Linked DNA regions of Homo sapiens: region 2 is linked to region 1. The links are chromatin loops, found by intact Hi-C in ENCODE. Cell type or tissue: IMR-90. All regions are shown on one strand. Links, peaks and the distances in the headings refer to the core of each region. The heading gives the core; the rest is flanking DNA.

Region 1 (8,122 bases), core at 2,216-6,215:
CTTGGACATTTTTCAGCCATTGTTTCTCCAAATTTTTTGTGTATCCCTACCACACACACACACACACACACACACACACAGCCCTATTCTTCCTACAGGAACTCCAATTACGTGTACATTCATTTACCTGAAGTTACCTCACAGCTCATTGATGCCCTATTTTTTTAGGTCTTTTTTTGTCTCTACATCTTGTTTAGAATGGGTTCTATCGCTAAATCTTCAAAATTACTACTACATATTTTGGCAATAGATTATCTGATGTTAATCCTATCTAGTGTATGTTTCATCTCAGAGACTGTAATTTTTATCTCTAGATATTCAATTTAGGTCTTTTCATATTTTACATGTCTATTTAACATATTCAGTCTCTCCATTAGCTACTTGAACATATGGGATACAGTTAGAACTATTTTAATGTCCTTGTCTACTGAATTTAACATCTATGTCAGTTCTGGATTGGTATCAATTAATTCCTTTTTTCTCCTCATTCTGGTTCATATTTTCTTGCTTCTTTGTCTTATGAATTTATAATTTTATCACATCTTTATCAAAAGATATTTGCTATATCATTATTTTTAATAGAAAAATAGAAATGACATATCAATAATGAATTCAATAAGTTAGAAATATAAAATACAAATATATTTTGATATATATCATATGAATATGATATATATGAAATACTAGGCAGATGATAAGAATGAGGTTGCTCCATGTTTGCAAATATGCAGATGTCTTCTAAATATACATTACAAAAAGGCAAGGTTTATGGCAGTGTGAAATAAAAATTTAAAAGGTTCTAATGTGTATAATACATATTGTATTGTGTATGCATTTTTTTCTGTTTGAATGCAAACAAATTAACAGTTACTTTTAAGGATAGGACCTTCAGGGACTCCGAGTGGGCTTAGAAATTTTTACTCTTCATTTTCATTGAATGTTGCATTGTCTTAGTGGGTGCATGTATTAATTTAATTTTTACTTCTGTTTGTTGTGTTTTATAACGTTAATGGTGTATTTCTGCTGAAAATGGAGTTGTCAGCCACTTCTGTTTTCTTCCTTTTCTAAATTTAAATACATAGTATTAAAATAATTACCTAACGATAGGGATAGATCCCGATTCTGTGGGGTCTGATGTTTAAAGAGAACCCTCTTTAAGAAAAATAAAAATAAAAAAATCTTACTTTCGCAAATTTCCTGCTATATCACAAAATTTAGTTGTGCATGTGCTCATTGGTCTCCTCTCTACTAGAATGTAAGATCCACACGGGCTGGGTTTTTTTATCTGGTTTATTCACTACATTACTCCCAGTACTAACACATTGTAGACACTCAATATTTGTCGAACAAATGAATTAATCGGGTGGGAGGTTGAACTCTGTGACCTCTAAGTTCCATGACAATGCTAAGATTAGTGAGTCTATATCTGGGGACTTCCTATTCCTCTTACCTTTCCCTACCCCTACCTAAGAAAATCACTTACCCAATTTCCACTTCCCATAATTCTTAGAAGGAAAAGGATGTCCTTTATCACACATCTGAGGTAACGAATAATACCAATCGGTAACGTTGTTTAGGCAAGTGCTGTACATCCAGCACTAACTTTGACCTGCCCAGCATCTGCTGGCAAGAAGTTCTGTAGCCATGATTGGTTATTAACTCTTAATCATAGCCTTCTTCTGCAATCAAGAGCTTTGATTAACTCCATTTACAGTCCTGAAAGGGCAGAAGTGAGGGGGCGGAAGGAGTTGTGAAATTAGACGGTAATGATCATTCTGGGCTCCACAGCTAGTCCAGGGTGACTATTTCATTTCTTGTTAGTCCCTAAGTGATAAAACGCCAGGATTCTCACCCTCCTGTCATGTGTTTCCCTCTCCAAGACGTTTCTGCTGTGAGCCTGACTGCCAACCTCTGTTCCCAGGGGTGAGGCTATTGCCAAGAGAGGATCCAATACAAAAAGCAAGTCAAGCCAAGAGTGTACCTGGTCAGACAGGGAGGATTGTCAGAGGGGGAGACCAGCAGTGTTAAAGCCCACCACCAAAGGCCTGACATTCCATTAGCAGAGTGCACACTTCCCCTAAACACTCAAAGTATTGGGCTGTTCTTGAAAGCAGCTGTCTTCTTGGATCATGATGATGAGGCCAAGGCTGAAGCTCCCTATTCCCTCTTTTGCCTATTTTATGAGCCCAGCACCATCTGGGATGATATTTGGCTTTTGAACCTCACTAAGAAAACAAAATTAGCCCTGGATGAAGTTATTACATTGCAAATATCTGATTGTCATTCAGAGTTTTCTGTGATCTAATCAGTTCTCATCAAGTTCATATCATCCAAAAAGCACTCTGAGGATAGTGTGTCTTGTAAGAAATAGCTCACCTTCAAGGGTCATGACATGTAAACTGGTAATTACAACACAAAAGAAAGCAATGACTCAAGTCCCAGAGTGGCTGAAACCCTATCTGGTGGGAATCAGAAAGGCATCAGGGAAAAGCAGCTTTGGAGATAAGTCTAAACAAGGAGAAATATTTCAACAGGTAGAGATGAGGTGTGAATCTACAATGTTCCTCTAAACTTCTGAAACATTCACACCTTTAAATTTTTCACTGAACTGTGTTGGGCTTAATTCATTCAGTTTCAACCCCTCATTTGCCTATTTTTCTCCACCGAAGTTGCAGCGTGATGGGAACAACGCGTTCTGCCTCCGCCCACTGGCTGGCAGAAGCGTAATGCCTGCGAGCAGAAGGGGTAATACTGGAGGCTGAGTCACAAGCTCCATTCTTCTTTTTTAACTGCTCTATTGAGGTATCATTGACAAATAAAAATTGTATTTATTTAAGGTTTACTGTTTGATGTTTTGATATATATGCATTGTGAAATGATAACCATGGGTCAAAGGGAACATAGCTTCAATTATGCAGACTCCACTCTGACTTGTAGCCCTACTGATGAAATGCTGCTCTGTAGCTCTGGTGGTCTGATGTTTTTACACCAAAAACAGGCCAAGCCAAATAAGTTTCGGGAGACTGTCCTGGCAGGAAGCCTTTATATTTAGATTAATCCAAAAGGCGTCATTTGTTAACTGCGGCACACTGTGCCTGAAGCGCAGGTCACGCAGAACATCTGGTTTTGGTCAAGTCTTAGTTTGTATTCAGTTTTCCAACTGGGCTGAGTCAACACAAGTTCAAAGTATGTGCCCTGTAACAGACAATACAGCCTGCTATTGAGCTGTCCGGGACACCCAGCCTTCTGCCCTAACTCTGTCACCTTCGACAGGGTATACCTTTAATCTCGGTGACTCGAGGAAAAGCAAAGGGACGCCTGTGTTTTCTGTGCATTCATTCATTAGCTCTTCATTAAGACATTGTCATTGACAATCAAACAAATGTTAATGGCATTTCTTTTTTTTCCTTTGAAATCAAGATAACTCTTGTTCAGACAACATACAACATCATGTCTAGAACATACTATCAGGACTAAAGCCAAATGCATTATGCAGTGTCCCCTCTAATGGCAGTGTGTGGATGCTGAAGGGTTTGTGAACATTCTGGGTGAAGCTGCAAGCTCTTTTATTTTATTTATTTTTTTTTTTGGAGTGTGTTTTCATTTCGACGCTTGTATTAATGTAAATAGCTCCTCTGGGTAATCACCTTATAACCAATTACATTTCCAGATTTCATGGCTCATGTTTGCATTTCTGTTTGTAGTTATGTTGGAGAACCATCCAGATAATGGGAAAAGAAGTGAGATTAATCGATAAATGAAGCATTCTCACTTAATGAAAACAAAATGATGCTAAAATGACTCACTATACAGATGAAGGTTTGTCATGGCATAAGTAAAATAATGTAATAGGAAAATTGATTAACCACATAGCACATGGGAGTATAGGCACAGCAAACTCATGCCAAATTCAGTGGTGAATAGCCATGTAGTTTCAGCAAAATAACACCATCCTCTACATCCCATTAATGTTGTCAATTTGTCACCTTTTAAATTTTTATTTGTATTAACTTTATAAATTTTATTTTAATAAATCATTTTATAAAAGCTGTAAACATAGCATGTTCTCTCTAGTTTTATGTTTTTATGCATTAGGTAAAATAATAAAAATGTAAAAACAATTTAAGTCAAAAATTAAAATATCAAAAGTGTTATTACCCTTTTGCTCAAATTTGAGAAATAGTGAAGTAAGCCTAATCCTCCCTATGTGTCTAAAATGTGATGGGCTAGGTCAACAAGGCAAGAGCCCTGACTGATTTTCAAGCCAGTTGAATTAGACGAGAAGAGTTTTAGAATAATAAAAGCAAAAACGGTCAAGGAGCTAAGAGTTCAAATCTCAACTATGCCATTTGCAGAGTGTCAGAACTTAGATAAGCTACTTCCACTTCTCTGGGCTTCAGTTTAATCATCTGTGAAATAAGGAGGTCTTAGTATAGAACTATTTCAGGTCCCTTTCAACTCTGAAATTTTATGGTTCTATTTCTCCTTTATTCTAAAGAAGTTAAAAGACAGTCTCTGGGTCGTAGAAGCCTGCCCTCTGCTGGCCGAAGCCCATTCTTCAATCCTGACGTCTGCCAAGTGTGGAGATGAAGAGACCTAGACCGGCCTCAGCCCTAGAAAAAGGTCTAGGCCCTAGAAAAAGTTAGGGCCAGACGCGGTGGCTCATGCCTGTAATCCCAGCACTTGAGGCAAAGATGGTCCGGTCCCCTGAGGTCAGGAGTTCGAGACCAGCCTGACCAACATGGGGAAGCCCCATCTCTACTAAAAATACAAAAAATTAGTCGGGCGTGGCAGCGCATGCCTGTAATCCCAGCTAGTCAGGAGCCCGAGGCAGGAGAATCGCTTGAACCCGGGAGGCAGAGGTTGCAGTGAGCCAAGATGGTGCCATTGCACTCCAGCCTGAGCAACAGAGCGAAACTCCGTCTCAGAAAAGAAAAAAAAAAAAAAAGTAAACAAAAAGGCAGCCTACTTTGCTTTTTTTTTTTTTTTTCTTTTTTTCATCTTCTTTCTGTTATTTTCTTTTCTTGGATTCTGCTCTTGGAGTAAGGGAATGCTGAAATGTCCTTCACAGTCATCCTCATCTCTAATCTGTTCTTAGGCAACAGCCCTGTCTATACGCAGTCACCCTACAGCGACTGGGTTTATACCATGACATCCCAGTCTCGCCTCACCACAGCTAACTGGCAAGTCAAGAGCAGCTAATCCAACTATTCGGTATCCTATGGCATGACCTGGAGGAAAAACAGGAGCTGCATGGTGTAGTCTTGCATATGAATTGATGAAATCTTAAGCTAAAGAGGTGTCAGAGTCCACCCCCAAGATGTCCCTGGAGATCTCCACCTCCTAGCCTTTATGTCTTGTGTCGTCCCCTCCCACAGTGAATGGGACTGACCTGTGGCACCAATAGCATATTGTAGAAATGGCAACATGTGACTTCCGAGGCTGGGTTATAAAAGCGAGCTGCCTCCGCCTTGCTTGCTCTTGGATCACTCCCTCTGGGGGAAGGAAACCAGCTGCCATATTGTTAGGACACTTGGCAGCCTATGGAGAGCCCACATGGTGGCAAACTGAGACTCCTGCCAACAGCCAGATGAGTGAGCCATCTTGGAAAAAGATCCTCTATCCCCAGTTATGCCCTGCAATGACTACAACTCTGGTTGTTGTCTTGACTACACCCTCATCACAGACTCTGAGCCAGAAACACCCAGCTAAACTGCTCTGAATTCCTGATCACCAGCAACTGTGTGAGATAATGTTTATTGTTTGGTGCCACTAAGTTATGGGGTAATTAGTTACAAAGAAATATATATCAAATATAAGAGATGGCACCCTGAAGGCATCTTTTGGGAAATTCAGGGAAGATCTGGGGCTATCAAGGACCCCTGGTATTTATACCCCTCATGATGTAAGTCCCATCTGTATGCACTAAGAAAGGAGGTCTAGGGGTTCTCATGGGTAGTTACCAGGATTGCTATGTCTGGAGGCAAATATGACTAGGAAGTATATTTTGGTAATGCTCTGGCCTATTGGGTAGAGAAACATAATGTAGAATCATGACATAAGAAATTAGTCAAGGAAAAGACAAAATTTCAACCCATATGTAAAATAAGTTGGCAGGCCCTGCCATAAGGCACAAGAGGGTAAAAGTAACACAGCTTTGAACAACAACAACAACAGAGTAACAGCTAGAATCAATGTGTTTGTGGGTGCATTCAGAAAGTAAAGGAGTACACATGTATGTTGGGAGACAAAGGAAGGATGAATACAAAAATCAAGACTGAGAAAGGTGGGGTTGAGGAAGTTGCAAAAACTGTAGGCTTAGTGCCTACATAGGGTATCCAAAAAGTCCAATGTGCTGTCTTCAAATGGGCATGGTAAACCCTGCTTGCTTGGGACAGATATCAATATCCAGTTGAGTTTTATCTGAATGGTGAGACATCGCACAGCTGGTCAGGCGATAAGCACAATCTTAGGCAATCAGTCCATCAGCAGACCATGTGGTTAGTGCTTGGATCGACAGAGAGCAGAACACAGCCTGGGAACATGTTTCTCCAATAGAAACATGCTTTAGATCAAAACTCCTGGCTCAGGAGAGAAATTGAAGCAGTATATGGACTGGATTGTCTCAAAGGGACTAAAAAGGCTGGGACTCAGTAGATAGATGCATGCATGTGGCTTGGCTAAACACACTGGGTACCAAGACACATTTAATTCCTGATCCCTGGAAGTTCAGGACTGATTTCAGAACTGGTTGAAGCTGGGAAGGCATGAGCTGGCAGACAGCTTGAATGTTGTCAATGACAATTGTTCCACCAGCATTGTAAATAAACTGATCTACCAAATATTTTTGAGCAATTATAAGGTGTAAACAACAGGGAAGGAATTTCGCCTTGAAATTTCTAGAAAGCTATTCTTATTGTTGCCACTCTATAGAGACAAGAGAACCCCACTCAAAATTCAGTTTGGATGTTGATATGGTTTGCCTGTGACCCCACCCAAATCTCATCTTGAATTGTAGCTCCCATAATTTCCTCATGTTGTGGAAGGGACCCAGTGGGAGATAACTGAATCATGGGGGCAGTTTCCCCAATACTGTTCTCATGGTAGTGAATAAGTCTTGCGAGATCTGACGGTTTTATAAGGGGAAACCCCTTTCGCTTGGCTCTCATTCTTCTCTTGCCTGCCACCATGTGAGATGTGACTTTCACCTTCCATCATGATTGTGAGGCCTCCCCATCCACCTGGAACTGTGAGTCCATTAAACCTCTTTTTCCTTATAAATTACCCTGTCTTGGGTATGTCTTTATCTGCAGTGTAAAAATGGACTAATACTCACTCACTCTAGTCAGTTATCAGTCATAAGACATTCCTAATCCTTGTGCATATTCTGTCACTGCGCTTACTTTCATTAATTTTTAAAATAATGATTTGCATCTCAATAGATGCAGAAAAACTTTTATAAAGCCCAACATCTTTTTATGATCAAAGCTCTCAAACTAGGCATCAAAGGAGCATACCTCAAAATTATAAGACAAGTCTATGACAAACCCACAGCCAACATCATACTGAATGGGCAAAAGCTGGAAGCACCTCCCTTAAGAACTAGAACAAGACAAGGATGCCTACTCTTAACCACTTCTATTCCACATAGTACTGCAAGTCCTAGCCAAAGCAATCAGGCAAGAGAAATAAATAAAAGGCACCAAAATAGGGAAAGAAGTCAAATTATCTCTCTTTGCTGACAATATGATTCCATACCTAGAAAATCCTCAACACTCCACCAAAGGCTCCTAGGACTGACAAACCACTTCAGTAAAGTTTCAAAATACAAAATCAATGCACATAAATTAGTAGCATTTCTATGCAGCAATAATGTTCAAGCTGAGAGCCAGATCAAGAGCACAAACCCATTTACAATAGCCACAACAAAAATAAAATACCCAAGGGTACATCTAACCAAGGAGATGAAATATCTCTACAATGAGAACTACAAAACACTGTGGAAAGAAATAATGGATAATACAAACAAATGGAAAAACATTCCCTGCTCATGGATTGGAGGAATCAATATCGTTAAAATAGGCATACTGCCCAAAGCAAGCTCCAGATTCAATGCTATTCC
Region 2 (8,122 bases), core at 2,308-6,307, 400 kb before region 1:
ATGCTAAATAAAGATGTAGTTCTTCTGGACAGACCACAACTCTAAGAAGCTAGTGCTGCTATCTCATATATGAGTATTAAATATGGTATGCTTAGTATATTCCAACCTAAGATAGTTAACTACCTGAGACCAGCTGTGATGTTTAAAGACATAAAGGATAAAGTTTACTTTTAAAGGGTTTCTAAACATAGTTTCTGTCCTAGGAATATTGTCTTATCTCCATAACTATAGCTGATGCAGAAAGTCCAGCCAGTTTACTCATTTCGATTCAGAATATTTCAAATTTAGCAATAAACAATTAGCATTAGTTAAAAAAGAAACATATTCCAAGGGCAGGTTCGATTCTAGCTCTAATTACTGTCATGTCATTTACCCACTGGATCAAAGGGTATGTTTCACTTCTTGACAATATAAATGCTGCAGCAAAGATGAGAGGTGAAGTAAAACCGATACCTGTCCTGCAGGTCTAAAATTTGAATGGAAATTCAAGCACAAGTACTGGGGACACATCAAAGTGTGGTGTTTGGTTTGCCTGGAGATGCCACGTTGAATCATGTGATTCTAGATTAACATTAAATAGATTGAAAAAGAAACTTTGCACGGTATGAGCTTCATACCCCACCAAACAAAGTCTTGAAGGTATTATTTTACAAGTATATTTTTAAAGTTGTTTTATAAGAGAGACTTTGTAGAAGTGCCTAGATTTTGCCAGACTTCATCCAGCTTGACAAGATTGAGAGGCCCATGCCAACAGTCTAATCTAAGAGATTAGTCTTTCAAACTCACCATCCAGTTGCCTGTTACAGAATAACTCTTCTTAACTAAAAACCTAGTCAAACAAGGAAGCTGTAGGTGAGGAGATCTGTATAATATTCTAATTTAAGTAAGTTTGAGTTTAGTCACTGCAAATTTGACTGTGACTTTAATCTAAATTACTATGTAAACAAAAAGTAGATAGTTTCACTTTTTAAAAAATCCATTACTGTTTTGCATTTCAAAAGTTGGATTAAAGGGTTGTAACTGACTACAGCATGGAAAAAAATAGTTCTTTTAATTCTTTCACCTTAAAGCATATTTTATGTCTCAAAAGTATAAAAAACTTTAATACAAGTACATACATATTATATATACACATACATATATATACTATATATGGATGAAACATATTTTAATGTTGTTTACTTTTTTAAATACTTGGTTGATCTTCAAGGTAATAGCGATACAATTAAATTTTGTTCAGAAAGTTTGTTTTAAAGTTTATTTTAAGCACTATCGTACCAAATATTTCATATTTCACATTTTATATGTTGCACATAGCCTATACAGTACCTACATAGTTTTTAAATTATTGTTTAAAAAACAAAACAGCTGTTATAAATGAATATTATGTGTAATTGTTTCAAACATCCATTTTCTTTGTGAACATATTAGTGATTGAAGTATTTTGACTTTTGAGATTGAATGTAAAATATTTTAAATTTGGGATCATCGCCTGTTCTGAAAACTAGATGCACCAACCGTATCATTATTTGTTTGAGGAAAAAAAGAAATCTGCATTTTAATTCATGTTGGTCAAAGTCGAATTACTATCTATTTATCTTATATCGTAGATCTGATAACCCTATCTAAAAGAAAGTCACACGCTAAATGTATTCTTACATAGTGCTTGTATCGTTGCATTTGTTTTAATTTGTGGAAAAGTATTGTATCTAACTTGTATTACTTTGGTAGTTTCATCTTTATGTATTATTGATATTTGTAATTTTCTCAACTATAACAATGTAGTTACGCTACAACTTGCCTAAAACATTCAAACTTGTTTTCTTTTTTCTGTTTTTTTCTTTGTTAATTCATTTAAACTCATTGAAAACATAGTATACATTACTAAAAGGTAAATTATGGGAATCACTGAAATATTTTTGTAGATTAATTGTTGTAACATTGTCTTTCTTTTTTTTCTTTTGTTTCATGATTTTGATTTTTAAAATTATTAGCACACAACTATTTTCAGCCCTTTAATAATGGAGCATCAAAAACATCACCTGTAACCCCAAGCAAATATAGAAGACTGTATTTTTTACTATGATATCCATTTTCCAGAATTGTGATTACAATATGCAAAGAGTCATAAATATGCCATTTACAATAAGGAGGAGGCAAGGCAAATGCATAGATGTACAAATATATGTACAACAGATTTTGCTTTTTATTTATTTATAATGTAATTTTATAGAATAATTCTGGGATTTGAGAGGATCTAAAACTATTTTTCTGTATAAATATTATTTGCCAAAAGTTTGTTTATATTCAGAAGTCTGACTATGATGAATAAATCTTAAATGCTTTGTTTAATTAAAAAACAAAAATCACCAATATCCAAGACATGAAGATATCAGTTCAACAAATACTGTAGTTAAGAGACTAACTCTCCACTTGTATGGGAACTACATTTCACTCTTGGTTTTCAGGATATAACAGCACTTCACCGAAATATTCTTTCAGCCATACCACTGGTAACATTTCTACTAAATCTTTCTGTAACACTTAAAGAATTCCCTCATTCATTACCTTACAGTGTAAACAGGAGTCTAATTTGTATCAATACTATGTTTTGGTTGTAATATTCAGTTCACTCACCCAATGTACAACCAATGAAATAAAAGAAGCATTTAAAAGGATTGTATAGTCTTCCTTCTTTTTGTGTTGAGACAGATTGATAATTCACCAAACAAAATAGTTTTCACCTTCACACATACAGTATTTGTTAACTTCAAAGAAGACCAAACTCGGGTCTTCGAATGGAAAACTGATAGTTTTTGCTTTTGGCTTTGGCTTTTTAGCAGCAAGAAAAACAATTAAAAATGGTAATTTGAGAAGTATTTTTAGTATTCTTTAAAATTAGAAGTGAAAATAAAGCCCACCACTCAGCCCTCTTCTTCACATCTCAGACTGATAATGAAAAGATATGGGATCAATGGCATCAGTAACTAAATGGGAAACAAAATGTCAGTTTCATGAATAGATTAGATTTTAAAAAGGACCCATTAAGGTATAATAGAGGCTTCTGTAAGAGCTTGATGGGATAACATGAATCAGACCTGAGGCTGCAGAAAGAGATAGAATGGTGAGTTCTATTCTATGCAGAGGTCCTAGCTAGGTGGCTCAAGAATAGAACAGGAATTCAGCAAAGAGAGGGTGATGAGGGTCCCTGCTATTCTGTCAGTAAGCAGTCTCCTCCTAAGAGGTGGTGTGTGGGCAGAAGGAGCAACAGAAGCTCCTTCTTCAGCCTTTTGAGACCCACCATATTTGTCAAGGAAGGTGCTATTGGCCTTTTGGGTGGGAACACTCCTTGTCACACTGAGATTAGCAGAAATTGCCTTCTCTGTGGGCCAAGGCAGAAACATGAGTTTTCTCCATGGCAGATTTAAAGCTTCAGGCCTCCTGAGTGGTTATGATATAGCATAGAAAACACCCATATTCAGCAGATACAAATAAAGCTGCTTGTATTTTTTAACTATCCCATCAGGATTTCCAAGGCTAAAAATACTTTTAACACCTCTGTGGATATTTGAAAAAATGGCTATATATTTGGATGAGTGATTTTTGTACTGTAATGCAAAGGAAAACCTATCTCATCAGTCACTCCCTGCAAAAATCATTCTGTTAATAGTAAGTTCAAGATGTCAACTTCAGAGAGCAAGTTATTATTTTAAGTGAAAAATCTAAAACTGTAGTTCATGAAGTATAATTTCTATCAGTAGACTGGCTATTTATGGTACTACATCAAAATCAAAAACAAAACTTAAACCTCTCAGGATAAAAAACTATCTCTTCAGCATAGAAAATATTTGGGTATAAAATATCAATTATCTTATAATTATCTGACAAAAGAGAAGTGTCATTTCAGTTTTGGGCTCTCCAAATTTAAAATGATGTTTCAAATCAGAAATATACTCTTTATGATTAAAGTTCTATTGCAATGCCACAGATTTTAGGGGCAGCTAGGAAAACCAAAATAAAGTTCAATGTTCTGATATTTACAAAAAGACGGTAGTGGTTCCCTGCAGAATGATTTCTGCAGGGGCAACCCCCACCCCCTCTCCCCACCTCCAAAATATCCTAGGGTGTCTCTGAAATATTAGGCAATTTTTGCTGGACTGATTTATCTCCATAGAAATGACTGAGTCACTGTGAATAAGTATGATTCACACAGAATGAAACATAGTAATGATTCCCTCTATGCTCTTAGTTGGGGAGATAGATGGCAAGGATGGGAATGGGTGGAATTGAGAATGTTCACCAGGGACCTACTTATGTGCCAAGTTCTATGCTAAATATTCTATATATGTTTCTAACAAGCCCACCCTGTGTTGGAGAGAATTACTAACAACTGATAAGTGAATTCTGACTGATACAGAGATTCCTCTTCAACGTACATAGAGACTCTGCTGTGAGAAGCAACTTGCTTCTAGATCAACACTACTAGTGTCTGCCCTTAGGGTGACTAGCTGCCCGGCTCAGCTGAAAACCTCTGTCCAGTACGTGTCAAAGCTTTCACCAACTGGCTTGTGACTTCAGTTTCCTCCACTGTCAGCTACTTTGAAAAATGTCCACCCATTTGAGGTGTCCCTGTGGCACCCACCATGTAAATTGTATAAATGCTACTTGGCCTAAATTATAATGAAACAATTTCAGATATCCCATCAAATCTGGTGAAAACCCATATAGTTGTTCACATGAAATAAGGCATAAACAGAGAGTAACTGGTTTTGTTCACATACATTTTACGTAATCCTTAGGGTTACAAAGAATCTATTATACCTATAATGTAGATGAAAAAAATCAAGACTCATAAAAATTAAATAACTCTCGAAATCACATAGAGCAAACCCTGGCTTGCCCCAACTCTACAGCCAAGTTGAAATGAGCTTTATTTGTGGTAGCCTTCCAGTCAAAATTTCACTAAAAAATTCAGAGTGAAGCATTTATCCAGGTTTAAGTTGAAGTTATAAGAATCCTTTACTTGGTTACTTAAGATAAAGATATTCTTCCCTATCCCAAGAATATGATTTAGGAAATATTTTGAAACTATGGGCTACAAAGTACTCTGCCAGATTTAGGACATGGCCCAATTCTTTATTCGGACCGGAGGCAATAGAAGAAATGTTACATTGTACCATTACTCCAGTGTTACCCAGAGTTTTTTTGTTTGTTTGCTTGTTTGTTTATCGAGCTTCTATGTGGTTCTCCTGAAATAAAATATATAATGATGGTCATTGAATTTCTCCTAATAATAATGTGGCATCAAGTCATGATGCAGTTAGTCACGTGGAGGCAGCACGTGAAAAGATAGAACTTGAAAGTCTAGGGAAAAGAGACAGAGAGAATAAATTTCTGCATAAAGGCCACACATGAATGTGTACCCCTAAAATCCAACTGCATCCAGAGAGGCTGAGAAATTGAATGTTACTATTGTTGATCCCTTTCTCTCATAACTTTTCTGTGGGTTTTTCCAATTCTTTGTTTTATATAAATGAAGGAAGAGATTTATATTTGTCCTTGTGTGTAAACTAAAATGATCTAAATCAGAGCAGTCTAACTTTTCTTTTGCTAGAGAACATCTCCTTCCAACAAAAGGTCACCCTACAAAAGTCCACAAGCCAAATCGTAGCAAAGTGCTCCTGTTGCAAGGAGGTCTCTTTCCTGAGATCCGTGAATAAGCTCTGCAGTCCAGAGATGGAAACCCATGCATTTAATGTAAAATGTGTGGCTTTACAGAGGGAGAGAAATGTATTCAAAGTAGCGTGACAGCTTAGAAAAGCTGCCTCTTAAGCTCTAAATATGTCTGAGCAAATTGATCAGATATATACGGAAGTAACAAACGTACTACAGAATAAATATATTTTCAACACTCTCACACGCATATATTTATATAGAGAGCAATCTAAACGCATTAGCATTCATAAACACAAAGTCGAATGTTTTTCAGAGCTACAGAATGGAAAGATCAGTGTCTGCATTCCACAGTAGTTTAAGAGCTGGTTAAGAGCTAAGTTTCTGGTCATGCTGCCCAAGTTTAACTCTCAACTGTACTTTTTAACAGCTCCTAAGCATCAAGGTTTTTTCGCCAATAAGCCGAGTCTCACAACCGAATGTACCTTGCTGGGACATAATGAAGATTAAGTGAGATAATATATGCTAACCAGATAGAGCGGGACCCGACACTTAGCAAGATTTCAGTGAATATCAATTATTATTCTTAAAATAATATTAAAATGAGCTCTTGTGTTTCCCTGTAAGTATTTATTTCCTTTTTCTGTCCAAACATCTCTTGGCAACTAAGAGGCGCCTCTTCTATTTCCTCAATGACAATTAATGCCAAAAACTGATGGGCAAATTATAGAAAATTCATAATAACAAATAATGAGCCAGATTATTTTTGTGGAAACCTATAATTACTTCAATTCAACAACTGTTCACTGAGCACCATCTAAGCCCTGCTAAGCCATTAAAGGGATGTGAACATGGCCAAAGTCCAATGCTCTGCCCTCAAGAAGCTTATCATGTGGCAGAACAGAACCTGTTAAAAATAGAGAAAGGAGGAAGAGGATTGTATCAGTTTCCTAGGGCTCCCATAACAAACCACAAAAAGGGTGACTTAAAACAATAGAAATTTTAGGCTAGGTGCAGTGGCTCACACCTGTAATCCCAGCCTTTTGGGGGACTGAGTGGGCATATCACCTGAGGTCAGGAGTTCAAGACCAGCTTGGTGAAACCCTGTCTCTACTAAAAATACAAAAATTAGCTAGGCATGGTGGTGCGCACCTGTAATCCCAACTACTTGGGAGGCTGAGGAAGGAGAATCACTTGAACCCAGGAGGTGGAGGTTGCAGTAAGCTGAGACCGAGCCACTGCACGCCAGCCTAGGCAACAAGAACAATAACAACAACAAAAACAATAGAAATTTATTCTCTTACAACTCTGGAGGCTGGAAGTTGGAAATCAATGTGTCAACAGGGCTGTGTTCCTCCTGAGATTCCAGTAGAATCCTTTCTTGACTCTTCTAGCTTCTGCTGGTGGCTCTCAGTCCTTGGCATTTTTTGGTTTGCAGCTGCATGGCTCCACTCTGTCTCTGTCATTACATGGCCTTCCCCTTGTATGTCTCTACCTTCATGTCTCTACCTTCACATCATCTTATGAACACACTTGTCATATTAGATTAGAGCCCACCCTAATGTCTTCTTCTTAGCTCTATTATATCTGCAAAGTCCCTATTTCCAAAAAAAAAACCACATTCACAGGTATGGAGTTAGGACTTAAAACGTATGTTTTTGGGAGGACACAATTTAACCCATAGCTATAATAAGGGGGGTTGAATAAAGATTGCTTTCTATAGATTGCAAAGAATTAATAAAATATTTCGATCATGGTTTCTGTTGCTTTTCAGTTAGGAGACATGACCCACAGGGAATGTGATGGCCAAAGCCACAATGCCTCAGGGAGAGCCTTATGTTTGTTTGTTTGTTTCTGTTTTGTCTGCAGAATGAAGCAATTGGAATACAAGATCTTTTAACTTCCATTCTGGATACAACAATCTGTGATTTATCAACATCTAGCACATTTCTGACTGAACTCAACATTTATTGTACTTGGTAATTTTGATTTGCAAATATATTTCATTGTTTATAAGTTTGCATTGACCAGACTAATTTTACTTAGCCTGTGTTGTAGGGGTAGGCCCTTGCTTTCTTTCAATACACATAAGAAACTTCAGTAACCCTTCCTAAGACGTCATAGTCAAGTTTGGCCCAAAAGGCCAAGTGGGCTGTCTGCAGCTAGAACAAATATATCTAGCATTTTTTGTACCCTTATATTGTGATAACCTCTTAACATGAAGTGTCTCATTTAATCTTTACAATAAATTGAATGATTGATTCTATTATGAGCATCCCTATTTATAGATGAGAAAACTGAGGACTAGAAACTTTAGATAACTTAACAAGTCACAAAGTTTGTAGTGAAGTGAAGATTCAAACACAGCCAGTCTGCCTCTAGATCCCTAGTGTTTTGCTACCTTATTACTCCAAATGTGGTCCTTGAGCCAGCCACAGGACTACCTGAA

The links. Hi-C counts contacts between places; a loop is a spot of excess contacts. Peaks named below come from ENCODE experiments on the same cell type or tissue, not always from the same donor. Only the 100,000 strongest peaks of a DNase experiment are listed, where the experiment ranks them.
Region 2: a loop joins it to region 1, with 3 times the contacts of the local background. A loop is called at or near these places in 1 of 110 quality-filtered maps.

What each region holds. Positions count from the first base shown.
Region 1 is chr13:97,795,948-97,804,069 of GRCh38, forward strand. No RefSeq gene overlaps it. Among named protein-coding and RNA genes, the nearest start is that of IPO5, 150 kb to the right of the region's middle. In IMR-90, for the core only: a CTCF peak has its summit at 4,545 (motif pointing left); no DNase peak of the experiment used is centred there.
Region 2 is chr13:97,391,443-97,399,564 of GRCh38, forward strand. It overlaps MBNL2 (muscleblind like splicing regulator 2), which reads left to right. Exons shown (of 9, transcript NM_001382683.1): 9 at 1-2,678. The coding sequence ends at 7. Among named protein-coding and RNA genes, the nearest start is that of RAP2A, 39 kb to the right of the region's middle. In IMR-90, for the core only: no CTCF peak of the experiment used is centred there; a DNase peak (open chromatin) is centred at 4,219; H3K27ac peaks cover 285 bases.